Regions from separate parts of the Homo sapiens genome. Here all the other regions are linked to region 3. Evidence: read pairs that join two places in POLR2A ChIA-PET (ENCODE). Cell type or tissue: HepG2. All regions are shown on one strand. Links, peaks and the distances in the headings refer to the core of each region. The heading gives the core; the rest is flanking DNA. Region 1 overlaps KLF9-DT (KLF9 divergent transcript). Region 2 overlaps KLF9-DT (KLF9 divergent transcript). Region 3 overlaps KLF9-DT (KLF9 divergent transcript).

Evidence for each region. Peaks named below come from ENCODE experiments on the same cell type or tissue, not always from the same donor. Only the 100,000 strongest peaks of a DNase experiment are listed, where the experiment ranks them.
Region 1: POLR2A ChIA-PET joins it to region 3 with 23 read pairs; 24 of 35 experiments call an interaction of 5 or more read pairs at or near these places.
Region 2: POLR2A ChIA-PET joins it to region 3 with 40 read pairs; 23 of 35 experiments call an interaction of 5 or more read pairs at or near these places.

What each region holds. Positions count from the first base shown.
Region 1 is chr9:70,483,446-70,492,293 of GRCh38, reverse strand. All of the region lies in intron 3 of KLF9-DT (KLF9 divergent transcript), which reads right to left. Among named protein-coding and RNA genes, the nearest start is that of KLF9, 73 kb to the right of the region's middle. RefSeq lists an enhancer at 6,615-6,921. In HepG2, for the core only: a CTCF peak has its summit at 7,572 (motif pointing right); a DNase peak (open chromatin) is centred at 7,573.
Region 2 is chr9:70,473,133-70,482,599 of GRCh38, reverse strand. All of the region lies in intron 3 of KLF9-DT (KLF9 divergent transcript), which reads right to left. Among named protein-coding and RNA genes, the nearest start is that of KLF9, 63 kb to the right of the region's middle. In HepG2, for the core only: no CTCF peak of the experiment used is centred there; no DNase peak of the experiment used is centred there; H3K4me3 peaks cover 381 bases; H3K27me3 peaks cover 2,158 bases.
Region 3 is chr9:70,414,437-70,424,354 of GRCh38, reverse strand. All of the region lies in intron 1 of KLF9-DT (KLF9 divergent transcript), which reads right to left. KLF9 (KLF transcription factor 9) reads left to right here and starts at 9,698. Exons shown (of 2, transcript NM_001206.4): 1 at 9,698-9,918. RefSeq lists silencers at 3,912-4,001, 4,932-4,981, 5,082-5,391, an enhancer at 4,829-5,550 and a promoter at 9,847-9,918. In HepG2, for the core only: no CTCF peak of the experiment used is centred there; DNase peaks (open chromatin) are centred at 3,444, 3,784, 4,194, 5,244 and 2 weaker places; H3K4me3 peaks cover 2,500 bases.

The DNA.
Region 1 (8,848 bases), core at 6,164-8,663, 65 kb before region 3:
GGGACTAAAAGTGCATGCCACCATGCCTGACTAATTTGTTTGTTTGTTTTTGATTTTTTGCCACAGAGTCTCACTTTGTCACCCAGGCTGAGTGCAGTGGTGAGATCACAGCTCGCTGCAAACTCCACTTCCTGTGCTCAAGCAATTCTTGTGCCTTGTTGCCCAGGCTGGTCTCGAACTCCTAAGCTCAAGTGATTTGCCCGCCTCAGCCTCCTAAAGTTCTAGGATTACAGACACGAGCTATTGTGCCTAGCTGCATTTAATCTTCATGTCTTGCCTAAGAGAACCTTGCACATAGCCAAAGTATGAGTGGGAGAAACTCAGAAAAGATGATAATAGTAATAACAACAATCCCTCTTTTTTGTTTAGCCCTTATCATTTTAAATAACACTTTCCTATCCAGAATCTCATTCAAGCCTCAGAGCAATACCAGGTTCAAACTGGGTAAAGATAGCCTTTCCCATTTAAAAATTGTGGAGCTGAGACTCAGATAGTTGGGACTGAAATCTCAGTCTTCTGATTGCAAATTCCCTGCTCTTTGCACAAGACAAACAAACAACAACAACAACAAAAAAAAACTACACATTCAGAAAAGCTTCTAGGTATATCAGCTTGGACAGCCAGAGCCTATTTTCCTGTCTCCTCGGTAACAGAACAGTGATTTTCCTCTGGGGACATGCTGCCGATCTCCGTTTATGTTCTTCAGCCTGGGGAGAGACAGGCAATTGAGGCCTGGAAATTCAAAGCATTGCCATAATGGCTAGTTCAGGAATGGGCATGCAATCCAACCAGAGCCCATGAGGGGTGAGGAGACACTTGCAGTACTTGAGACAGGAGGGAGGCCCGACTCTCTTCCATTGGTCTTAGGCATGGAAGAAGGTGTGTCTGGAGTCATTGGCTGCCGTCTTGCCCCCATGTGGAATGCGAGAAAGGCAATGTGGATGATAGGGAAGCCAAGAGACAGGGTACACGTGAAATCATTTGAACCTCTGGTTTTAGGCACACACTCCAGTACTTTTTATTTACTTGAGCCAATATTTTATTATTTAAGCAGCTCAAGTTGAAACAAAAAGTACATCATTGCAACTAAAAGTGTCACCAGGCAACTAAAATTGCATTGTCTGTCACTTGGCTGAGTCAGGTAGTTTCTTCTTCTTCTGTCTTGCTAGTCTTATGCAGATACAGGCAATGCCACTCACAGCACTGGGGAACAGCATAAGGTTTAATTGCCAAAGACTAACGCACAGAAATTCCCTCAGTGCCATGATATGGCTAATCACCATCTCTCCTCAGCAGCCTGGAAAAGTTAAGGAACGCCGCTTTGCCCAGATGCCCAATGGAGTAGCCTAGCCTGCTAGACATTGTGAGGCAACTGTGTAATGTACTAAGAATTACACCTCACTTAGTAGACATTGAGCGGTGCTCTAATTGTGCTTGGACACCTGCATCAGATGGACCCCTGACAGTGAAAAGATGGCTCCCAGTGGCAATGGAGGTTTATGCAAGAGACAGAACAAGAATCTTCTCCTTCAAGCATGGGAAATAAGTCGTCCCCTTCAGTCTGACTGATCCATCTTGGGTCATGTACTCACCATTAGATCAACAGCAGATGGCAGGAGAATGACATTCATTCATTGGCTTAGACTAACCAAGATCTATACTGGAGCTGCAAATGGTGTCAGCTTCTTCTGAGTCACAATAAGAGGAATAGAACCCCAAACTGAGATTCCGCTGAGAAGAAAGAAATAGGGACTAGAGAGCCGGGCACAGTGGCTCATGCCTGTAATCCCAGCATTTTGGCAGTCCGAGGTGGAGGTGGGTGGATCACATGAGATCAGGAGTTGAGACTAGCCTGACCAACATGGAAAAACCCCATCTCTACTAAAAATACAAAAATTAACAGGGCGTGGTGGCATGCGCCTGTAATCCCAGCTACTCAGGAGGCTGAGGCAGGAGAATCGCTTGAACTCGGGAGGCAGAGGTTGCAGTGAGCCGAGATCACGCCATTGCACTCCAGCCTGGGTGACAGAGTGAAACTCCATCTCAAAAAAAAAAAAAAAAGGAAAAGAAAAAAGAAAGAAAGAAAGAAAGAAATAGGGACTAGGTGTTGGGTAAAATCAAGAATGTCATTACAACCACTACTTGACCATGTGACCCTGGGCATATCCTCTAACTCTTTGGGCCTCGGTTCCTTGCCTGCAAATTGAAGAGAACACAATCAAGGATATCAACACTCCCTATCTACTGTAATATGCTACAACTCTAGTAACTCCTCACACAAAACAGGAAAACCAAGTAGACAGTATGGGAGGCAGGGAAATTTGAGAATGGTGGTACTTGCTGATGTTCACTCATTTCAAACTTGCTTCACTTTGGGGAAGATATCTTGACAGGACAGAGGTATGTTTAAAACTTTTTTGTAGAGGCAGGATCTCACTATGTTGCCCAGGCTGGTCTCAAATTCCTGGCCTCAAGCAATCCTCCTACCTCCATCTCCCAAAGCACTGGAATTACAGTTGCCACCAGGCCAAGCCAAAGTCAAGATTTTTACTCTCCCCAATTACAATAAAAAACAATCAAAAGAATTTTCCAGCTGTCTTTATTACAAAGTCATATTTCTTATTATTCCATATTCTCTGGCATATAGAAAAACAATTTTAGGCAATGATGATCTGTTTAAGCAAAGTCTGGATTTAGCTTTTTTCTTTTCCTGGACCTGATCAGATCAAACAACTATAGCACGTTATAAATACCTGGGAAGATTTTTAAATCCCGATGCCAGGTTATAGCCCGGACCACGTAATTCAAAATCTTGAGAGGTGAGCACCTGACCTCAATAGTTTTTCAAGCCCCCAGGTTATTCTAGTGTGCCCCAAGGCTGAGAACACTGCCTTTGAGTCTGCCATAAAATCAGTGTCTGCTGAACCCCAGTGGAGAAAGGAAGGTGAGTGCCACACTTCCCTACTCCCAACTAGAGGAAAAATAAAATTGTTGCTGGATCTTTAAAGTCTAATGATTCCTGAGATATCTGGGGGAAGGAAGGTGTTGTTCTGTCTCAGGATTCTAAGCTTTATTAATAGGAACTAGCCAGAATGGGAAGTCTCGCTCCTAAGCAGCTGTAATTAAATCATATTCTCTGATAAGATGGCCCTTCCCAACTCATCCCCCATAAAGAACTGTGGCTGGTCTTACTTCTGGAAGTGCCTCTAACCAGAGCTGTTTCTAGGGCTCCTTAGCAGAAGGTCACTGAAGTTATTTTATTATGATTTTATTACAGAAAGATTTAAGTAAAAGGGGCCAGAGAGGGCACCTGAAATATTCCAAATATTCACCAGGCAGAAGCACTTAAGAGGGACACCTTCAACTGGAGAAGCTCCAATTTGGGGCTAATCCAAGGGTGTGTCCACGTGTAGCCTGAGCCAGAGACTAAATGCAGGCACAAGAAGTCACCCCGGGCAGCCTAGGAACGTTTAAGGTGAGGCATACAAGTGATTTAGTTCAAGGCATAATCTGTTCTGTTAACAGCATTTTCAAATGTTCCCCAACCTCTGACTTCTGAGACTGACAACATTCCAAGAATCTGAGACTAAATGCTGGAGGGAAAGAAAATATTCCTACCACTAGCTTAGGAATATTGGGTCATTCCTTGAACCAGGGGTGAAGATGAGTACTTTACTGGAAACCAAAAATTTGTACTCCCTCTGCTCGATCATATCTCTAAATAATTTGAGGGCTGCGAAGCATAATTAATTACCAAAAATATGAATTAAGCAGCTACTGCTTAGGGCTGTGCAATGACTAAAAAGGTTTGGTCTCTAATTTATAGCTGGTACTTATTAAATATATGCCAATTGATTTGTAAGAATTTATCAGAGAATAAATAAAACACACACTCAGAAGCCACTACTCATGCACAGGCATTATTAAAATGAAGACTACAGTAAGTTTTCCTTTCTCTGTTGTAACCTAACCACAGCCACTTACTGTTTATAAGCCCACTACAGGCTTATAAGCACATTACTATAAATCTTGCTCAATATGAGGATCCTATCCTCTTTTTTTTTTGTCAGATCGAGTCTTGCTCTGGTTCTGTCACTCAGGCTGGAGTGCAGTGGCCCGCACCCAGCTCACTGCAACCTCGTCCTCCCAGGTTCAAGTGATTCTCGTGCCTCAGCCTCCAGAGTAGCTGAGATTACAGGTGCACGCCACCATGCCAGGCTAATTTTGTGTTTTTAGTAGAGACGGGGTTTTGTCATATTGCCCAGGCTGGTCTGGAACTCCTGGGCTCAAGCAATCCACCCACCTCAGCCTCCCAAAATACTGGGATTACAGGCATGAGCCACTGCGCCCTGTCCTTCTTTTCAGAGATGCAATACAGGCTATTTATATAAAAGGCTGACATGAGCCAGCACAGGAGTGCCAGGTATACCCCGAATGCTAAGAGGATATCAGCACCAGGCCCCAGGCTCTGTGGGAAGGATTCAATGCGGAGAAAAAAAACAGCACTTGTCTGTGACCAGAGCCATGCTAAAGCCATTGACTTACTTTCATCTTTTCTTTAAAACTATTTTTTTGACACATAATTGTACATAGTGATGAGGTACATGTGATATTTTGTTACATACATACAATATGTAATGATCAAATCAAGGTATTTAGGATATCCATCACCTCAAGTATTTATCATTCTTTGTGTTAGGAACATTTATCTTCTAGCTATTTTGTAATACACAATAAATTATTGTTAACTATAGTCACCCTACTGTGTTATCAAACACTGGAACTTACTTCTTTTATCTGACTGTATGTTTGTACCCATTAACCAACCTCTCTTCATCGTCCCTCCATCCCCAGGCTCATTTTATTTTTTATTTTTTATTTATTTATTTATTTTTGCGATGGAGTTTTGCTCTTGTCGCCCAGGCTGGAGTGCAATGGTGTGGTCTCGGCTCACTGCAACCTCCACCTCCCAGGTTCAAGCGATTCTCCTGCCTCAGCCTCCCAAGTAGCTGGGATTACAGGCACCCACCACCACACCCAGCTAATTTTGTATTTTTAGTAGAGACGGGGTTTCACCATGTTGGCCAGGCTGATTTCAAAATCCTGACCTTAGGTGATCTGCCCACCTCGGCCTCCCAAAGTGCTGGGATTACAGGTGTGAGCCACTATGCCTGGCCAGATTTATTTTAATCTTGCCCCTCAACCCAACCTCAATTGGGATGGGAATCAGTCTAGGCTAGTTGGGGTCAGGGGAACAGGTTCAAGTCAGATGCAGATAATTATAGAGCATGAAGCACACACTGCAATAATTAGAACTCTTTTAGCTGTGACTTACAGAAGCTCAACAGAAATCAATGTAACCCATAAGAGAATGTATTGGCTTCAAGGTATAGTATTAGCTGGATTGAAGTGCTCAAAAGCTGTTATCCAGAATCAATTGCTTTCCATTCCCTTACTCTCAGGATTTCTTCCATGTTGGCTTCATCTTCAGGCAGGCCCTCTCCCAGTGGTGGTAATAATAATTGCCAGAGACTGGGTACAGTGGCTCACACCTGTAATCCCAGCACTTTGGGAAGCCGAGACAGGTGAATCACTTGAGGTCAGGAGTTTGAGATCAGCCTGGCCAACATGAAACTCCCATCTCTATTAAAAATTTAAAAATCAGCCGGGTGTGGTGATATGTACCTGTAATCTCAGCTACTCAGGAGGCTGAGGCATGAGAATCACTTGAGCCTGGGAGGCAGAGGTTATAGTGGTCTGAGATCCGCACCACTGCACTCCAGCCTGGACAACAGATGAGACCCTGTGTCAAAAAAATAAAATAAGAATAATAATTGCCAGAGCTCCAGGATCACATCCTACCAGCTTAACAGCCCAGGCAGTTCTAGCAAGAGCCCAGGGCTAGTTCTCACTGGCCTAGCCACAGTCACAGACTCATCTGTGAACCAACATCTGTGACCAGGGAATGCAGTTCTCTCATGGGCCAGGCCTCGGCCTCATGCCCACTTCTCATTCAAGGAGGAAAGGTCAGCGCTGCTCATACCACAAGGACTAAGACTTAGAATAGAGTAACCAAAAGAAAATCAGGGTGTTTTCCCAGGAGAATGGAAATAAAGGGTTAAAAACAACAGCTCTCCACTGCCTTGACGGTGCTGGCCCACTTTGTGGATCCTGGAGTTATGACACCTATTCTTACCCTCACTCTCCTTAAATTTCCTGTGCCCAAAACTTAATAGGCAATTGAATAAATAGTTTTAAAATGAATCAATGAATGAATCTAGTTGAGAGCATAAAACATGAACTATTTAAATATTCCACAGTATTTGGTGATATGATCAATGTAAACTATAAAAGCAAAGATGCAAAAATAAAGGAAGGAATGAGGGGATGCCATAGGGAAGAGGTAAGGCCTGAACTGGGTCTTGAAGGATGGGGAGAAAAGGGGAGGGGAATGCGTTCCATGAAAAGTCACAATGTGGGCATAGCACTGAGATCAGACAAGTACCATGAATCCAGGGACAGAGAGAAAACTTGCCAGGCTGGGCTTCACGTGGGCAAATAATGGGAGAGGAGTGGAGGAAGGTAGGAGGGCCCACCATGAGTCTGGGGTGGCCATCTGAGGACCCAGAACTGTATCCTGTAGATGCTGGGAGGGGGCAGAAAGGAAAAGCTGGCACTGAAGGAAGAGAGAAGAGTTCAGTTTGGGACAAGATGAGGCTGCAGTGTCAGCAGGAAGCATGAAGTAGGAGAGTGATGATGACAGTGCTGCTTTGCACAGATAAGCCTGGCGGAGACACGGAGGGGGCTGGACTCTTAGGGGTGAGCACGGAGGCAGGGTGTCAGTGGGGAAGCTGCTGCCAGGTGGAGATAATGAGGGTCTAAACTCCATCCCTTCAGACTGCCTTTTCCAGCCCAGCTTCAGAGGCCCTTTCAGCAGCCCCTGCCTGCCCATTACTCTTTCTCTCTCCTGCCTGTCCTGGCTCCTGACATGATAGCATGTCAGATATTTGATTATCCAAGAAACTTCAAACTTGAGGAAGCTACACATAGAGAGGGTCTAAAGCATACGGTGCAAAGACTACGCCTTGCTAAATGACACAGAAGTCTCTTAGCAAGGCATGGCACAGAAGCATGGGTGAACCAAGGAAGATACAGCTCACTGTCCAACTCTTCAGAACGTTTTCTGAATAGCATTAAGCACTGGATTCTGCAAACCAACTGATTGAGTTTGAATGTCAGCATCACCGTTTACTGGCTGTGTGATCGTGGGCAAGTTCTTTCTCTTAGCCTTGCTATTTCTCATCCGCAAAAAGAAAGTATAATTGAACTTCCCTCAGAGGCTTAGTATTAAAACTAATTGTGTTAATAATGTATATAATGGGCCTGACTCAATAAAAGTCTATTATTATTATTTGCATCTGGGAACATCACAAGTAAACCTGTTGGTAGGACTCACCTAAACTTCCTCCCAAAGCTAAAAATCCCAACACATAAGGGAGGCCTTTGGAGATGGGGTTAAGTCCTCTCCACTGATCCTCAGGCTGAGCTGAGTCTGTCCTGAAAGATATCGACCACTAGAGGGAGAGTGGACTTCCAGAAACCACAGTCCCTCAACCCAGTGTCTTTCAAACTACGGGTTTGAAACACATTAGTGGTTGTGATACCAACTTAGTGGGACCCGACTAGCATTTTTTTAATAAAATAAAACAGAACATATCTGCATTAATTTCAGAAGATACAGGTAGATATTGTTTCATGAAGCCCTTTGCTTTAAATAATTATATAGACATGTATGTTGTTGGTCCCAAAATAAAGTATATTTCTCACTGTGAGTCATGGTCAACTATCAGGAGATCTTGAGAAACACTCCCATAAATGATGTACAGGAGAAAGCTACCTGTGTTGTTCATTCTCAAACACCAACAGGCCACATTGAGGTGAGTCATTGCTCTATGTTAAAGAAGAATCAGACACAGAAGTAGAGGTCTGGATTTAACTAACGACACTCCACATTGTTAGGAATTGTTTTCAGATTCTCTTCCTCTGGTGTTCATTAGGCACCTCTCAAGGTCTAACCTGGCTGTCCTTTTTCAGGCCTATAAATGCCCTGTGTGGCTCTCATCCTAGGTGATAGCATTTACTCCCAAGGCTTCCATTGGTTCCTCTGTGTGACTGAATCCTGAACTACCTCTTTGGCTTTTAACTCCAGATATGTATTTCCAAATGATGGCTAGAATTCTCCCCATGGATGTCCCATAGACCCCTCAAATTCAACCTGTCTGAAACCCAACTCATTATTTTCCCTTTATAAAAAGAGAAGTAAAAGACCCTGGTCCTGTATTCCTTCTCTTGGCTCCTCTCTCCTAGCAGTCACTGTATTAGGCTGTTCTTGCACTGCTATAAAGAAATACCTGAGACTGGGCAATTTATAAAGATAAAAGGTTTAACTGGCTCACAGTTCTTCAGGCTGTACAGGAAACATGATGCTGGCATCTGCTCGGCTTCTGGGAAAGCCTCAGGAAGCTTAAACAATCATGGTGGAAGGCAAAAGGGAAGCAGGCACATCACACGGCCAGAGCGGGTGCCAGAGAGAGGGAAGAGGTGCCACACACTTTTAAATGACCAGATCTCGTGAGGACTCACTCATTATTGTGAAGACCGTACCAAGAGGATCGTACTAAACCATTCCTGAGAAATCCGACCCCATGATCCAATTGCCTCCCACCAGGACCCACCTCCAACACTGGGGATTACATTTCGACATGAGATTTGGGCAGATACGGTTTGGATATCCAAACCATATCCAGTCACCCAGGTGAGAAAATTCAGTTATGGTCAAGTTTTCTTT
Region 2 (9,467 bases), core at 542-3,041, 61 kb before region 3:
ATACTATGTTATGGATCATGTGTGTGAGTATGTATTTCTGCCTCTCCCACTGGACAATAAAGTCTTTGAAGGCAGTCAACATATCTTACTCATCTCTCAACCCCTAGATTCCAGTCACCAACTTAAACATAGCAAGCATTCAGGGGGGCATTTATAGAATGAATGAACTATTTAATATTCTGATGGCATGTTGACACGTGACTTTTCAACAACAAAAGTCACAGGGGGAGGCTGAGGCAGGTGGATCACGAGGTCAGGAGATCGAGACCATCCTGGCTAACACAGTGAAACCCTCTACTAAAAATACAAAAAATTAGCCAGGCATGGTGGTGGGCGCCTGTAGTCCCAGCTACTCGGGAGGCTGAGGCAGGAGAATGGTGCGAACCTGGGAGGCGAAGCTTGCAGTGAGCCAAGATCGTGCCACTGCACTCCAGCCTGGGCGACAGAGTGAGACTCCATCCCAAAAAAAAAAAAAGAAAAAGAAAAAAGTCACAGGGAATCTCTGGGAACTAGCCCCATCTCAGAGTAAGGACTCCTTTCTAGAGATTTCCTTATTACCAGCAGTCAGCAAAAACCATAAGACAGCAGCCCCAAACTATGAAGCAGGTGGTAGAACTGAGAATTTAGGAGAAAAATCTCTCATTGGTGCAACAGCATAACACTGGACACTTACGGATGACTCTGCAAGTATACAAGACAAGCCTTATGCTCCTTTCACCAATCAAGCTCGGAAGATGTGACTTTCCCTGTATCACAGGAGCACCCCTAAGTAGAAGGAGACTCAAACCCACACCTCACACTTCAGATCCACAGCTCACACTTCAAAGTTGTGCTCTTCCTGCTTCACCAGTGAGTGTTTGGTGAATTTTACTCCAAAGAAAGGAATCCACTATCATTAAAAACTAATAATAGTACATTGGAAAATCACTGCATTGCACCATTCTGTCTATGCTATAAAGGTCTCCCACTCAGATCGTCCAAGCAACCCCCTAAACAACTGGAGACTCAACCCTATGACTAGGTGAAGATGGCTTTGGTTTTTTTGGTTGTTTTTTCCTGTGGACCTCATCTAACTTGAAAGTTGTGGGTTTTGTTTGTTTGTTGTTGCTTGAGATGGGGTCTTGCTATATGAGGATGGTTTTTGAAAAGGTATTTCCAACCACCTTACTTTACCAAGCATTAACAGCTTTTCTCATTGGTCATTTATATGGAGGCCAGTGACCCAAAATCCTTACAATCAATTATTTCCAGTTATAACAGCAAACTGGGAACACTATTTGGAATATTGTAATAGCTTGAACAACTGAGAGAGAAGTCACCAGCACAAGGGGCCTTACCTTTCCTTTAAAGGAAAATAACTTTTATTACCGTTACTCCCTGAACACCTAAGAAGAAAAAAAGAAATTGAAGAGAGACAGTGACAGACTCGTTAATTTCCAAAGTTGATGCCAAGTCCTGTCTTAGAAAACGGACATCACAGGCGCTTTGCTCTTTCAGGAAGTGTAATGCTTGGGATGGTCAATTTTGAGTAGCGAAAAAGCAAATGGTCTAGGCCAAAATCCGAGAGATCACCACGATTTCAACGATTTGGGGGTTATCTTCCCTGTCTTTTCCCTCTTTGTCTGTGTGGTTCCTCAAACAAAGTGGGTTGGAAAAGTTCAAACTCAGTTCACAGAAGAGAACATTCTGTACTGGCACAACAGGCTGGGCTGCTCTGTGTAAAACAAGATCAACAGCATGATCTCAGCTGCCGCGGCGGCAGCAGCAGGCACCACGCCGCCGACCCACAGCCCGGCGTTTGAATGCAGGGCTGTCAAAGACGATCTCTGGACAGTACACTGCGAAGGTGGGGACCCACACATACACACACACACACGCACACGGTACGTCAGAAATGACTTTCTGCCCCTTGTAGTTCAATTGTTACTTCCTCTCCCCAGAGGGTCAAGAAAGTTGTTTAGATTTTTCTCTTTGGAGAGTAATTACAGCTGCAACATTTCCAAGGGAACAACCCCCTGCGTGTGCACTTCAGCTCTGGCATTGATTGGGGCTTTTCAATCTGTTTGGATGTTACTGTAATCAGATGACAGCAGTAATACTAAGTACATTGCTGCCCGGGCTTAGGGAGGGAGGCAGTGAGGGAGGAAAGAGGGGATAGAGGATCAAGTTCATTGTTACCCTAACCCCCACTCCCAGCTTTTCTATTTTCTTCTGGATCCAAAGCTTTTTCCTCCTTTGTCTAGAATTTAAAGTGCAATTCAACACATACTTATCGAGTGTTTATTTTGTGCCAGGGCCTGTCCCTAGAATAATACTAGTAGCAAGGTTGTTCTAGTGAAGTGAAATCTGGCCCTCACACCCATCAGAAGAGGAAGGACAGGAAAAGGGAAAGCTGTGTATGGAGACAGGTGGCAAGGCGGGAGGGGAGGGCTGCCAGAATGAAGGATGGACAGGCCTGAATATGGGTGGGTGTTTTAAAGTATGACAAAGCAGACATCTGGAACGGGGCTGCTTTTGCATTGCCCTTTCTACGTTGACTTCAAGCCTATTTGCAAGAGGAAAAAAATGGCAAGAATGCACAACTGCCCGCCCCAGGAGGGATGGAACTGCACCTCAGCCTTCTTTAAAGGTTCCTGTTTCCCCGCTGCTGTGGCAGGAGCAGAGACCAGCAGGAGGTGAGCAGGGCACAGAGGGGCCTCACAGAGAAACAGAAAGAGGATAATCAGGGCCTCCTAGGCAGTGGCTTTGAATCCTAATTTGTTGGGTGAACCTCAGGCAAGTTTCTCAGATTTGTGCCCATGAGTCTCTGCGCTGTCAGCTATTAACTGGGGAGAGTCTACCTATTAGTAGAACTATTGTGGGATTTAAGGAAATAATATCTCCCTTTGCTTGGCAGACACTAGGTATTTAATAAATAGTAACCATTGTTATTATTAATGTAAGTACTATTCAGAGAAAGCTGTTAACCTGGTGTCAATTAAGAATTTGCACCAATGTGACCTCTGAAATGTTTTCTTGCCCACGTATTTTCACAATTTATTTACTTAGTGAATGTCTATGGAGCACCTGTTTGTAGCCCTGTGCTCTATTCCAGGCACGGCAGGAGGCACTGGGGCAACAACAGTCTTGTCCTGGAGAGCTTCCTCACCTTTCCAGGGAGGGCAGTTTACACAGGGCAGCAAACCCTGGGTGGCAGACCAGCGCTTCCTCACTGCCTACCTTCTGTCATGTTCAAGCTTGTTTCCTCTAGGTCCAAGATCATCTCTATGATTGTGACCAGCCATCCCATAGGAAAAGAAGCTTCCAGAGATACTGGGGAACAAGGATTGTTCAGGGACAGCCCTGATGTGAGACACTTCTCAGAACTGTTCTTCCAGAATGTAAACACCCTTTCCCTTTCTCACTTCAGGACCAGAGCTCCTGCCAAGACTTTGAAAAACAAGTTACACAAGCACCTTTGGGGAGGTTGGCCATGCCACACCACAGCTGTAGCTACATGGGAGAGGAGGAGGGAGCTGGCCTCAAGGACTTAGTCAGGGACAATACTTCCACCCCTAAACACAAGTTCACAGGTCCAAGAGTCCAGTAGAACACAAGCCCTTGGACCACCACACCATGCCCCAGCCTGTGGCCCAAGGAGTCAGTCACTGAGGATAATTTCGCAGACTCCCCTGCCACCATCACTGACAGATCCCAGAGTTCAAAGAGTAATCAATCGCCTGTCATTAGAGCCAGTGCTCAGGCCCAGGTGGGGCTTTCTTGGAACTGGTCACTGGGATATCTTAAATTCTTTTTTTTTTTTTTTTTCCAGACAGGGTCTCACTCTGTCACCCAGGCTGGAGGGCAGTGGAGTGATCATGACTTGCTGCAGCCTCAACCTCCTGGGCTCAAGCAATCCTCCCACCTCAGCCTCCCAAGTAGCTAGAACCACAGGTGCACGCCACTATGCTCAGCTAATTTTTTAGTTTTTTGTAGAGACGGGGGTTTTGCCACGTTACCCAGGCTAGCCTCGAACTCCTGAGCTCAAGCAAACTCCTGGTCTTGAGGAGTTCCTGGGCTCTTTCTACCTTGGCCTCCCAAAGTGCTGGGATTACAGGCCTGAGCCACCATGCCTGGCCTTAAGTTTTTTCTTCCCTGGGGAGATCACCTCCCTTCACTTCCCTGACCAGACCTCCCTCACAGAAGGCCCTATTTAAAATTTTGGCAGCAAAGAGCCTGTCTCAAAAACACTTCTCTCCCAATTGAAGTTATTTGCCAAGGGCTAGTGCCAACTCCAGCCAGTCGTAGATGGAATTTCTCAGGCCAGAGTGTGCCTGGGGCAGTAAATGCAAAACCTTAAGGATCTGACCTGGACCAAGCTAAATAAATCCAGGGACTGGGCATGTAACCAAGATCTCAGAAGGAGTAAATGAAGGGGAGTTCTCAGAGAATTAAGCAAGAGTTTGCACCAACCCACACACACCTGGTGGGAGCAAAGACCTAACAGAATGACATTTGTTGATCACACATAATGTATCAAGTACTTTACATACATTCTCTCATTTCAACCCCACAGTAATCCTGTAGAGTAGGTGTTGATATCATCCCTGTTATAGATAAGAAACCAAGACTCAAAGAGCTTAAATAACTTGTCCGAGATCATGCAGCCATGGACATGGCAGAGCTGGCACTTAAACCCAAGTCTATCCAAGGTTGAAAGCCCAGATTCCTTTGATTACACTATTCTGCCTCCCTGTATGCAAGAATCTTCTTTCATTTTTAAAAAAGTTTTTTCAAAAGAAAATGTTTTTCAGAATTGTGCTCCAGAGACTCTTATTAGAATACAGGTAGAATCATCTTGTATATTTATCTTGATTTTTTAGAGACTGAGATCTCAAGTTGAAGTTCTGAGACCAAGTCCCACTCTCCAGTCTCATGTAGTTTACCCTATCTCAGTATACATAATCAGCAATAGTTATTGAACATCCACAAGATCTTCTACTATGTTCTATAGGGGATAGAAAGGTGAGTTAAGCATGTCTCCTGCCCTCAAGGAAATTATAGTCTGTCTGAATAGGATAGGTTGTGCTGCAGTAACAAATAACCTCTGTATCTGAATGGCCTAACGAAAAAAAGGTATGTTTACTGCCTTCACCAGATGCCCATTGTGAATCAGCTGGGTCCTCACCCGAGGACCCAGTCTAATGGGCAATCTGCCACATATCTCAAACATTGCTAATCACCATGCCAGGGGAAGGAAAGTGTGGTCGATCGCTCACCAGCTCTTAACACTTCTTCCCCTGTAAGCTTCTTTTCCAAAGGGACTCATGCCAATTCTGCTCATATTTCATTGGCCAAAGCAAATCGGCCACACACAATGCCAAGTTATATACAAACCTACCACAAGTCTGGAAGTGGAGGAAACCTTGAAAAATTTGGTGAATAGCCCTAATAATGACCATAGTCTGAGAAGAGGAATGGCTTCAAAGCCTCATCCCCCACATTCCACAACAGAGCAAGCCAAATAACTAAGTGCCCTTAGAGTGGGTGCTTTCAAGGCTTATATATATCCCAAGGACTCAACAGAGATTCATGCCTGGGCTAGAGACCTCAATGAAGTATCCTGAGGGGTAAGGCCTATGTTGAGTCTTGAAGAGTGGGAAGGATTTGGCTGGACCTGCAAGACCAGACGAGTTACATCCACCTTCAATTTCAATAGGGTGATGGTAACCCACCACCAATCACCCTCATAAATGACATAGATTACTCCAGGCATGAAGGGACAACCCAAAGGAACACCTGAAGGAAAGAATATGCAGTGTGGGCTTAAGGGAAAGAAGGTCCATCATTGCTGAGCAGAGTGCTGGAGTCAAGGAGAAATGGCAGTTGAGGCCAAGGCATTAATTGAGAAGACGTAGAAAATGTTCAAACGGGAGAAAACCATGATTAGAGTAGAACTTTATGGATTCTAATAGGTGGCTACATTCTTTTATTTCTTTCTTCATTTCACAAACATTTTAAATATTTTGCATTAGAGATGCAAAGGTATATGAGGCTTGATTCTTGCCCTCAAGTTGCTCCAGTCTCTAGCAGGAGGAGAATATATGTGTTGCCTATTTACAATACCCTTGTCTTTTAAGAGGGATTGATCTCAAAGAGATCTGATGAACATAACCTAAAGCTTCAAGCATGCCAGATAATGAAGGAGAAAGGGTGAGTGCACTAAATTGCTAAATGGGATTGAGGTAGTGGTGAAGAATCCAGGGGTGGAAGGAGGCTGGAGCCAGTGCAGCCGGAGGAGAGTGGAGAGAGGAGGATTGGAAAGGATAGGGGAGATAAGGCAGCTGGCAGTGGGAGAAAAGGCTTTGGGAATGAAGGAAGATTTTTAACGGGGATTTGTATAAAGTTTGGCCATATGGTGTTCAGTGTAAGCCCTCCACTTTTCTCCCTTGTGAGCATTTCAGTCAAATCCACATAGCTGAAATGCTTTCGGGGTGGCTTGAGAGGTAGCAAGGGGGCAAGTGGGCTGCAGTGAAGCATTGATTATGGCTTCCACGTGGGTACAGGGTGTGAGCAGGGACTTCCCAAAGGTCCCAGTCACATCTTATTAAATAGATATGTGCAATCAAATTTGGACAGGATAGAGTGGCTCATTCTGGGTGTGGGAGAGTCAGTCAATAAAAACTTCATAAAGGAGATGAAAGACAATCCTGGTGCCAGGTGTCGAAAGATCAGATGTCCTCAGCCCACTTGGATTAATGGAAAGCATTCCAATCCAGGCACCAAGAGCAGCATATGCAAAGGTACTGGGGTGTGGAACAGCCTGGCTTGTTCAAGTAACTCCAAGCAAACCTTGATGGACAGGATAATAAAGTCAGGAGGGGCAAGTTCAAGAATCTAACCCAAAAATCAGGAGTGCATGTTCACCTTCGAAACTATTCATTCGATATTTACTGACCCTCAACTACTTTCCAGCTTATACAGTGTCATGAAAATCTTTTGATTTGGTAAAAACCTGGGAAATTCATGACTTCCTATTAGTCTATTGGTAAGGAAAGTGGGGATCCAGAGATAAACTTTTCTAAGGATGTCCTGACTTACTTATTCTTGCCTCTCACATACGCAGTATGACAATATTTACCTTGCTGCTAAGCACCATGTCTCCATGTGCAGTGATGACAAAAAGCCAAGATCCTTGAGGTCCTGTGTCCCAGCGGGTGAATGATTGCCTGAGACAGCAGCAAACAGGAGCAGAAATCTGGTGACTATTAAAACCACTGATTGATTTACAGTCAACTGTCAGGTGGGAAAATTTATCTCCATTGATCACAGCCTAAAGTATCCTGTGTGTGGGGTGTGAGTGTACATATGTGCCCATGTCTGTTTTAAGTATCCACCTGGGAAATCTCTCAATCAGCATTTATTTCAATAATCACATACAGAGCTCTGGCACTTTTTTCCACAAATGCTTCCAAAGCAGTTTGTAAATTTTATATAGCTGGGGAGTTACTGTGGCAGGAATAGAAGGAAATAGATATTTATCAGCTTCCTAATGAGAACTGGAGACTCAGTGTACTTTTGTTGAGAAGAACAGGGATCCAAGAATGTGTATTTAATTCAGAATGTGTGTGTATTTAAATGACATAGTATTTCATTAAAATGTTTTTCATATTTCCTCCTAATCATCCATTCAAATTCTACATAACTTTCAAGGCCCACCCTCTAGAATCAGCTTCTAGTTGCTAAATTTTGGTCCTCTGGAGTAAAATACTGTCACATTGCCCTGGACATTGCATCTCTCTAAACACCCCCAGAAGACTGGCAGTAGGAGGGAGACCTTGTGTCCCTCTCAGGGGTTTTATATTATGCATTCCCAGCCCATTTCTCAGCAAAGGCTGAAAAGTATTTATCCAGGAGACCAGTGAGCGCCTGTGAGGAAACTGGAGAAACTTCAGATCATTCATTCAGTCAGTCAATATTTACTAAGCAATTACTATGTTCTAGAAACTATGCCAGGGTCCTAGAGATACAGCTAAGAGCAAAAGACATGGATCCTGGCTTCCCAGAGCCAGCACTCTAGTAGGGGAGATGGTCATTGATGGGATAATCACCCAGATCATTGTAAATCTAGCACCAAGATAAAGGGAAACAAGGAAGAATCTGAGAACATAAGCGGAGTAGCTGGGTTTCCTGGCTTATGCCTGTAATCTCAGCAATTCAGGAGGGCAAGGAGAGAGGGTCACTTGAGCCCAGGAATTTAAGATCAGCCTGGGCAACAAAGGAAGACTCTGTCTCTACAAAAAAAAAATTTTTTTTAATTAGCCAAGCATGATGGCACATGCCTATAGTCCCAGCTACTTAAAAGGCTGAGGCAGGAGGATTGAGAGCAGGAGTTCAAAGCTGCATGATAGGCCAGGCACAGTGGCTCACGCCTGTAATTCCAGCACTTTGGGAGGCCAAGGCGGGCAGATCACCTGAGGTCAGGAGTTTGAGACCAGCCTGGCCAACATGGTGAAACTCCATCTCTAATAAAAATACAAAAATTTGCCATGTATGATGGCAGGCACTTGTAATCCCAGCTACTTGGGAGGCTGAGGCAGGGGAATCGCTTTAACCCAGAAGGCGGAGGTTGCAGTGAGCCAAGATCATGCCACTGCATTCCAGCCTGGGCAACAGAGCAAGACCCCATCTCAAAAAAAAAAAAAAAAAAAAAGCTGCATTATAGCTGAGTTATAGTAATGCTACTGCCCTCCAGCCTGGGTGACAGAGTAAGACCCTGTCTCAAAAATAATAATAAAATAGAAAAAGAGAAAAAAGTAGAACATAAGCAAGGAACATTACCTAGACAAATGGGTTGGGGAAGGGTGCCTGAGAAAGCTCATCTGGAGGCTGAGCAGGAGTTATGGAGATGCGTGTGTGTGTAACAGCCTTAGTTTCCTCATTTGCAAAATGACTGTACTAACAGTACCTTGCCCAAGTGTGGAGTCCCTAGAAGTAGGTCCTGAGATAAGGACTCATGATGAGGTGATTTATAAAAAAGTGTGCCCTAGGGCCAGGCGCAGTGACTCACGCATGTAATCCCAGCACTTTGGGAGGCCAAGGCAGGCAGATCATGAGGTCAGGAGTTTGAGACCAACCTGGCCAACATGGTGAAACCCCATCTCTACTAAAAATACAAAAACTAGTTGGGTGTGGAGGCGTGCGCCTGTAATCCCAGCTACTTGGGAGGCTGAGGCAGGAGAATGGCTTGAACCTGGGAGGCAGAGGTTGCTGTGAGCTGAGATTGTGCCATTGCACTCCAGCCTGGGCGACAGAGCGAGATTCTGTCTCAAAAACAAAAACAAACAAAAAAAAGAAGTGTTCCCACATGAACCTGGGAAGCGGAAGTTGCAGTGAGCCAAGATGGCACCACTGCACTCTCGTCTGGGTAACAAAGAAAAAAACAAAAAGTGTCCTTAAAGGAAACTGGTAGAGGAGGTAGAGAGTGG
Region 3 (9,918 bases), core at 3,107-5,606:
AGAAAGAGGTGTGAATTGAAGATAAAAATATAAAAATTGGGTCAACCCTGGCATGTAAAAGGTATTAAAGCCTGTCACCCAGGCTGGAATGCAGTGGTGCAGTCATAGATTATGGCAGCCTCCAACTCCTGGGCTCAAGCAATCCTCCCACCTTGGCCTTCCACGGTGTTGGGATTATGGGTGTGAACCACGGAACCAACCCTGAAGATATTAAAGCCTTGAGGCTGCATGAAACCAGGAAGGGAGTGAGTATGGATGTGGAAGAGAAACAAGGACAGGGCTCCAGGGCAACTCGACTTTAAGAGAGCCTGGAGAGGCCGGGAGCAGTGGCTCACGCCTGTAATCCCAGCACTTTGGGAGGCTGAGGCAGGCGGATCACCTGAGGTCAGGAGTGTGAGACCAGCCTGGCCAACATGGTGAAACCCAATCTCTACCAAAAATAGAAAACTTAGCCAGGCATGGTGACACATGCCTGTAATCCCAGCTACTCAGGAGGCTGAGGCAGGAGAATCACTTGAACCCGGGAGGTGGAGGTTGCAGTGAGCTGCTGAGATTGTACCACTGCACTCCAGCCTGGGTGACAAGAGCGAAACTCTGTACAAAAAAAAAAGAAAAGAAAAAAAGAGAGAGAGAAAGCCAGGAGAAGAACTGAAAGTAGCAAAGAAGAAAAAGAAGGAATCCACCTCTCTTCCTTTTCTTCACTTGGCTCCTAGGACACCATAGTCTCTCTTTTCCTCTATTTCACTGTCCACTCCTTAGTCTTCTTTGCTGTGATGTGAAGTGAAATAACTGCCCAATAGACTTGGCATCATGGAGGTCATCCGTGATCCTGAGAAGAGTAGTTTCAGTCCAGTGACAGAAATGAACGTCTGATTGGTGTGAGATCAAGAGAGAACAGGAGGGCCGGGCATGGTGGCTCATGCCTGTAATCCCAGCACTTTGGGAGGCTGAGGCGGGTGGATCACCTGAAGTCAGGGGTTCGAGACCAGCCTGGCCAATATGGCGAAACCCCGTCTCTAATAAAAATACAAAAATTAGCCAGGCATGGTTGTGCACACCTGTAGTCCCAGCTACTCAGGAGGCTGAGGCAGAAGAATCGCTTGAACCCCGAAGGCAGAGGTTGCAGTGAGTCGAGATCACGCCATTGTACTCCAGCCCGAGCGACAGAGTGAGACTCCGCCTCAAAAATAAATAAATAAATATAAAAAGAGAACAGGGGGTGTGCACATATAGACAGTACATAGAGGTAACTCTGAGATGTCTGCATACAAGGAAGATGGCAAATGGAGTAACAGTGCAGGAGGATATGGGGTCAAGGGGGCACAGACGCAGAAGTATACATATAAAGACAGGAGGGAGGACACTTTTTTGTGCTGAAGTGAATGATTTAGAACAGAGCAACAACTTGATAAGCAGGAGATGGGGTAATTTTAGAAACAGTCATTAAATAGCCTAGAGGGGAAGGGAACCTGGTGCCACATGGAAGGATTTGCCTTAGACAGGAGCAGGAACAGTATATCAGGTGACAAGAGAGAAGGCAGCGTCTGGGTGGAAAGGTAGGCAGGATGGAAGATATGATGGTGGGAAGAGGAGGTAGTTCTTGTCAAATTGCTTTTATTTTCTCAGTAAAATAAGCAGCAAGTTTCTCAGCTCAGAGTGAGGAAGGGAGGGGTGTTGGAAGTTTGAAGAGAGAAGGTGCAATATAGTCATTTCAGCGTGTGGGAAAGTAAACTGACGAGGGAAATGCACACGGACAGTGTTGAGAGCCCACTTGAGATGTATGATCATAAATTTAGAGTGACAACAGTTAGCCCTGTCATTTTTGTCCAGTGTGTTAAGCTGGACAGAATCAAGAGTTTGGCCAGATGGTCCCAGGAATGAGAGAGTAGGGGGAGGTGCATGCGAAAGAATGATATAGTGGAAGACCATGAAATCTTAAGGTGGGTAGGAGAGATGTAAGAATGAAAGGTCAATGACAGACAGTGAAAAAGTAGACTGGAAGTCAAAATAGGGTCAAAGAATTGTTCAAATGTGGTTATTTGAGCAAATAAGCTGGGAGAGAAAGAAGTGTTGGTCAGGAAGGAGGATGATGGTCGGAGGTGGTGCTGTTATTTGGTGATGAAAAGATTGAAGATACCCATGTGACAGTGGGGTGGAGGAAAAAAATGATTGCTGTTCAGGTACCAGGGTTTCAGATAGGTCATTAATCTATTGGGATGCTAAATTCACCAAAAATGTTAATAGGAGTTGGGTGGAGGTGGGGGACTGTGAGTCAGGTGCTAGAATCTTCGGGGAATGAGGGGGAGTGCAGGAGAGCCTGCAGATGACAGCCACAAAGCGGAGGTGGTATAGTCTGATGGCAGGTACTTCAAAGCAGCTGGGGTGGAGGGGGAAGAAAGAAGAGTCTATCTTGGTGAATAATTCTCCTGCCAAGGGTTTGTTCTGAATTCCACTCTCTAGTATCTCACCAAGCTTCCTTCCCTCTTTTGGCAGCTGAGAGGCCATCCAGGGTAAGGATTTTTTCAGGGTCGTGGGGTCAGAAGGAAACCAGCAAACAGTCAGGACTTTTATTCCCTCTTCTCTGCTACCAAAATACCAAGGCAGTGTTTTGGGTATTTAAAAGAACATTTTAAATGTCCTTGTTTGTTTCTGCCTCTGTGCAACATTGTGCTGGGAAGGACAGGGAGCTGGTAACCATGGCAGTGGAGCAGAGGGTGGTGGTGAAGAGGTGGTTTTTAAATGGGGTGAACTTCAGGCAGGCGGCACCCAGAGCTGGAACCCCCACGGCCTCCTTGGAGTCCTTTGTTCATTCAGCTTACTTAGGGAGAGAGCCTGCATTCTTCCCCGCTGTGAAGCAAGCTTTGAAAGGAAAGGTTTTGCCAGACTCCATAAGGAGAGGGTGTGTCCCTAGGAGCAGGTTTTGGGGTTCTGCCTGAAAACCTTGGTCGGCAGAGAATTTTGGGCACCCTGTTACGAACAGGACAGTCTGTGATGGCAAAGAAGCCAGCTCTGCAGCATCCTGGATGCAGAGTTCTTACACACCGTTAGCTGTCTCACCACTTCTCCCTGGACAGGTGGCCACTCGTGGGGGTGGCCCAGAATCCTGGCCAAAAAAGACAGCCAGGCAGGGCCCCCACAGGAAGGTAGCTGGCAGGGGAGTCAGGAGGAGAGGAAGGGGGAGGGAAGCAGTCACCTCTTCCACGTTCCTGGATAGGGAGCCTTAAGACCCTTTTCAGGACAAATAAGTGCCCCCCAAAAAGCGGACACAGGGCAAGGCAGGACAGGACAGGGCAAACCTGGGGCACAGCTCGGGGCCAGGGAAGTCCCATGACTGCAGTGTTCAGCTGCAGGTTTCCCAGCTGCTCTGGGCGGGAAGCGGCGCCGGGAGATGGGGGCGGGGAGAAGGGAGGGGAAAAGAGGAGGAGGGAAGTAAACAGGAGACCACAGAGAGAGCCAGTTCCCGGCGTTCAGAGAACACTAGCCGCCTCCGGTCCCCGGTGGGTGGCTGTATGTGTGGAAATGAAACTGGGAGGAGGAGGGAGAGAGGGAAGAGCGGGCACGCACTTCTCGGCTGTCATCCACCTTGCCTCTTCCGACCCTCCAGCCCGCTCCCCACCGGGGTAGGGGGTTGGGGGAGGTGGGAGGAAAACAGTTCAGCAAACGCCCACCTCCAAGTACCAGTAGCTGGTTCAGCTGTCGGTGAATCAGACACTGTCTCAGCAGCTTGTCACCTGCGCTTGGGAGGGGAACAGAGGGCAACCTTGGAACTTGGGAGGGGGAGGTTGGGAAAGTGCAGGATCCAGCACTGGGCCTGGGCCTGGGCGTAGGGGTGACGCCTACGGCTCGGAAAAGGGCTATCCACCTCCCTACACCTACACACGTCTCGACCCAGTACCCGGACGCCGAGTAGAGGGGGTGGGACAAGAGCATGGGGGCCGTACAGAAGGGGGAACTGGAAGAAGGGGAGGGGAGAATGGGTTGGGGGTGTGCTGCGGCGGGAAGCGCTGGGTGCCGGGCGGGCGCGGCCGCGGGGAGAGCTGCTGCCCGGTGCCTGCCCGCGCGAGGTTATGCGAGGTAACCGAGCGGAGAGGAGGAGGGAGGCGGCGGGGGCCGCGGGCCGGGGTGTCTGGCACTCGTTGGACAAAGAGATGATGAAACGTGAGCGCTATATTTACCAAGGGGGTGGAGACGGGGCGGGGGGGGCGGAGAGTAAAAAGGACAAACTGTTCCACAACAACCACAGGAAACACAGCCCATTCTGACTCACTGGGAGGGCCACACCGAACCCCTCGCAGGCTTAGCCTGAAGGCAGACGCGGGGCGCAGGTGCTCCCGGGACCGGACCGAACCTGGGCTGGGGCTGGATTGATTTATAAATAAAGGCACATTCGATCCAAGAGTGCGTGTGTGCGTGCGTGTGGTTCTTGTGGGGTAGGGGAGAGCACGGAATGGCAGGAATGTTTCCTAACCCCTTGGCCGGGCCATCGCGGGAGAGATCTGCCGGCAAACTCTGGGAGCGCAATTCCTGCAAAGTCATCTCCTCCCGCACAGCCTGGCCGGCCTGCCCGCCACGCCCCGCCCGGGGACAGCAGCACCCGCCTCCCCCACTCCCTCCCCACCCCCGCAGCCCATGGAGTTGGGGTGCGGTGCTTGCTATGTTTAGAAGCTGATGTCATCTCGACACCCTACTCTGCAGTGTTCCTAGGAGGACCGCAGGGCAGGTTTTCCTCTTCCTCGCGGGCGTGGGGGATGGAAGGTGGCCAAGGTGCCCTGCCCTCTCCCCAACACAGGAACCCCACACCCATCTACCCGGGAGATTAAAAGAAAAAAAAATGCAACACCGCCAGAGTTATGAAACAGGGTGGCGGGGGCGGTACGTGCACGCGGAGAGCGCAAAGCAAGGGCCTGGGCCGCGCGGGGCTCCCCCCCGGTCCCCGCCCACTCCCACCCCCGCGCTCCCGGGTGCAGGGGCTAATTTCAAGGTTAGCTCACGTGGGCGTGGGCGCCCGGAGCTCCTTGCACGAGTTTGGGGCGGGTTCCTGGTCCCCCAATCTAGGGCAGTTTGTTCAACTGCAGTAAAGGGAGCTTGATGTTCCAGCAGGGAAGGGATTTCTGAGAACTGGGACTGTCCTCAGATGAACTCGCCTCCTCAGGCTGCTGCGGCGGCGGCCGCCTGCGGAAGACTTTTTAAAAGGGCGATGCCAGGCCGGGGCGCGCGGTCCACGAGTGGCTGAGTCGCCCGCCAGTCCGCGGCCGGAGCCGAGCGCCCGCCCCCGAGCGCGGGTGATTCACCGAGTGCCGCGCTGGGCCGGTCGGAGCGCGGGGGGCTGCGAGCTAAACTTATCCTCCTGCATATGCATGAACGGGCGGCCTTTCTGCGCTGCAGAGGAGAGGGCTGGAGTTTTGCGGAAGGCTGCTAAGTGGGGCGGGAGCAAAGTAGGGCGGCGTGCAAGTTTTCGCGCTTGCCTGAGCGCCCTTCCCCCTCCAGCCCCTGGGTGTTAGCTGTCATTATGGCCACGGGCGTTCCACCAGATCGGGCTTTACCTGATTGTATTTCAAAATCCAGGAACATCGCCATTGTTGGAAGCTTTATCCCTTTAGCCTCTCCCCTCCTCAAGCTCGCCTCCTTCTCTAATTCCCCTGCTTTCAACAAAATGAACACTGGTTTCCTCCACATATGTTCCGTGTGCCTAGGTGGGGTCGCTGGAGCTGGAGGGGCTGGGCCCTGAAAGGGAGAGGTCTGGATGCAGCCCAGAATGAGGTCCAACACGTGATCCTCTACCCCCAGTGGGCCATCTGTTCTCCTCCTTCCTTCCCGCCTGGAGGCTGGCAGTTCTGCCCGGCACGGTCCACCCCTCCCAGCAGGAAAGAGTGAGAAAAGCCAGAACTGGCAGAACCCAATACCTACAGAGTGTGATTTTAGCCTGAACTTCCCTGGTCCTTGAGCAGGGGTGACACCCGGCAATCTGTATTTTAAATCGAGCGCCAGGTGATTAGCTCCACCCTGCAAGGTGGGGAAACCCTGCCTTGGGGCACAGTTTGAATAAAAATCTCCAGGGGAGGGGCCTGGGAATCTGTGCTGCATATGCCAGGAAGTACCTTACTCCCCGCTAGGGTGAAAAATTTACCTTGGGCCAGGCGCGGTGGCTCACGCCTGTTAATCCCAGCGCTTTGGAAGGCAGAGGTGGGCGGATCACCTGAGGTCAGGAGTTCGAGACCAGCCTGGCCAACATGGCGAAATCCCGTCTTTACTAAAAATACAAAAATTAGCCGGGCATTGTGGCGCATGCCTGTAATCCCAGCTACTGGGGAGGCTGAGGCAGGAGAATCGCTTGAACCCTGGAGGCGGGGGTTGTTGCAGTGAACCGAGATCGTGCCATTGCACTCCAGCCTGGGCGACAGAGCGAGACTGTCTCAAAAATAAATAAATAAATAAAATAATACAATTTACCACGGAAAAAGAATAGGTTATTTGAACCCCCATTCCACTTTCTACAAACCAGCTTGAAGAAAGAAAAATCGAGACTATAAAATTAAGGAAGGGATTTTGAACACATTTATATTTGTGTCTGCTACCCATTAAATGTTGATTTAAGGTTTTCTGACCTTCACTGCCATAAAGAGCAGTATTTGTAGATGTACAGCAGATGAGATGGTATTTAAAGAACCCAAGTCTTGCCCCAGTTTTTTTCTCTAGGATTTTTTTTCTTTTGTTTTAGATCCCTTGAGTGTTTGGAGTTTGGGAGGAACTATTGGAGATTTATTAATCTAATCTCATCAATTTACAGATAAGGAAATAGCTCCCAGAGATTGTCTGAGGTTAGAGTTTATCTCAGACCCAAAGGCCAGCTCCTCACAGTGGTCTACAACGCTGAAACAGCTGACTGTAGGCACTACTTCTTATTAGAGCTAATAATGATAATACTGTAATTATTTTAGGATGCACAGAAAACAAGGCTGATATGTTCTGGCTACAGGCCCATAAGCCATTGTTTTGAGAACTTTGATAATAAAGCAAATTCTTAGGCAGAATTTAGAGAGGAAAGCATAAACTAGAAGCACACTTACAGTCTGAATTTTCATGCTCCTTCCGGTTGGTTTGTTTGGATTTTGAAAATGTGTATTTACAAAGACTAACTTGGGGGAAAACAGCCCTCTTACATTTATGTGGCATAATATATACTTTAGTGATAAATTATTTTAATTAGGAATGATTCATATTAATTTGGGATCATTTATTTTGCCAACATTTAATTGGGACAACCACATGCTGGCAAAACAGCCCAAGCCGGTTTTAATCATAAAACTATTATAATACGCATTCCAACACCCCCAAGGAAACTTCACTGTTGAAAATAGAAGAAAAAAATCCTGACATAGAAATAATTATTTGCTGATATGTTATTTTATATATACGTTTTTAACATATAAACTTCATGGAGGACAGAGTCTCTTTTCATTTCTGTATTCCCCCATGCCTAGCTCATTGCCAGGAACATAAATATCTGGAGAATGAATGAGTGGAAAAGGAGAAAAAAGAGAAAGCATTCTACAGTTCTAGAATTGCTGGGTTTAAAAAGATATTCTAAATCAAGTCAAGCAGCAGTTATGTTTGTAAATGTGTGAGAAATTCATGTAGATGAAATCTCAGTTTTCTTTCATTACTTTCTTTTGTAACTCTGAAATGAGTGAGTTTGGAGAATTCAGTGTTTATGTCCAGTTCAAACAAAGTGAAATTAAAGGGAATTAAAGAAAAGCTGGCAAGGAGTAAGGAAGGGAAAAGTTTATATTTTTAAAAAACCTAAAGTGACTGATGTATTCAAATTCCTGGATTATATAATCTTCAAGGAAAGATACAGACTTTTCCTCTATTCTGGAATAATGATGATGGTGGTCCTAGGGCTGTCTATAGATGTCCAGGCCCGAGCAGTCTGTTTCACCAGTACAATCCCAGTTAAAATGCAAGTCTGAGGGGTTGTACAGGCCATGATCATAGAGATCCTGGAGAGATCCCGCTGGTATATGCACTGGGCCTTGAGGCAGGCAAAGGTGCAATTTCTAAGTGATCGTGTATCCTAGGGGACAAAATTTGTCCCAGAAAAATCATGAAGTAGGCAAACTCCCCTGGGCTTCAGTGAATTCTTTTCTAAAATTAAGAGATTAAGTTCTAAAAATGCAAGAACTCCAAGATGGCTTGGAGTTTTTTATACACTGTATACCTACCTTACAGGGATGCATGCAGGGTGCTTGGTACAGGGCCTGACACAGAGTAAGCCCTCCATGAAAGGGGTCGGTGATAATGATGCTGATGGTGATGATATTCTTGGTTGCCCAGTATCCCCTATCTACACCTTTCTTCCACCTGCAGTCACCTACTGCAATATCTTCCCTGTACCACTTTAATATTTTTGTTGTTGTTTTCTTTATTTTTTTAAGCTGTACACTTTTATTGAACTGGTCTTGTCAGGTTTGTTATTTTTTAATTAAAATCTATTATACTCTTACTTACCTGAGCCACCCTTAGTTATGATTTAAAAAAAAACAAAAAAAACAGGGCCTTGCTCTGTTGCCCAGGCTGGAGTAGTACAGTGGTGTAATCAGGGCTCACTGCAGCCTTGACCTAGGCTGACGCAGTCCTTCAGCCTCAGCCTCCTGAGTAGCTGGGACTACAGGTGCGAGCCACCACGCCTGGCTAACTTTTTTTTTATTATTATTATTTTTGATGTACCACTTTAAAAACAAAGTCAAAAGAAACTACTGTAGATCTCACATTGGTAGAGTCAATTTGAGACCCTTGCCTCGGAGACCAGAACCTGGTGTAACTTTCTCTTAACAAAGGTTAATAGCCAGTGGGGGGTCAGGGTTGGAACTCACCGAATCTGCATCACATAGAATCAGGTACCTCTCACATTCACGAAAGTGAATTATTTTTAATGAATTGTGCTGACAGTATGCCTCTTGCAAAAAGAACTAGCCCTAGATTCTTTTCTAGCTATCAAGATGGAAAACAACCACATCGTTAATTCAGACGGAGGGGTAAACCAAGTTAATCAGACTCCAAGACCCATACTAATTGTTGACCAAGTAATGCCACAGTATTCCATGGCTAAGGATTTCCAGCTTGTTCCAGTCCCTAAAAATCTGTTCTGCACAGTTAATATTTCACAAAACCAAAAGGGCTTAGTTGCAAGCACAAAGAGCTAGAAATCAGGAGACTTGTGGTTTCTATTGAGTTCTATCATTATCTGTCTAATAAGATAAATAAGTCACTTCTCTGTAACTCAGTTTCCACATTTGTGAAGTGAGGGAAGAGAAACATGTCCTAAAAACCATGCAGGGGCTCTGGAAAGAAAAAGAGCTAAGAATGGTGGGTTTTTTATAAAAGTTACACAAATGAATGGTTTTTGTCTCCGTTTTTCTGAAAGTGGGTTAAAAATAGCCTCCAAATAAAGCTAAAAGAATTTATTTAGACTAAATTGCACCAGAGAAGTAGAGGAATTAAGAGATATGACAAGCAAAGATGGGATGTTTCAATGGAAGAATCTCAGGCAGTAAAAAGGCTATGCTGTAAAACCAGAACTTTTGTTAGCACTGCATTTTTAAGATGAATTGGTCATAGTTAATGTATTGGATGGAAGAATTTTTAAACATCTGCCCCAAAGTATGCTGCATCCAAAAAATATATAACAAAACGAATTCTTACTCATTTGTGTTTATTCTTGGACTTATCCTGACATAATGGGGTTTTTTTAATTATAGATTCACACTGCATTTATTCATCACCCCTGTCCTCTCATCCATAACTCAAATTTACTACCAGCAACACAAAATACAAAGATGTGTCCAGTTTCACTACAGCTCTTCGCGTTTACAAGTGTCGAGCGCTTGCTTTCGGAACGCCCTTGTGATTGGCCGAGCC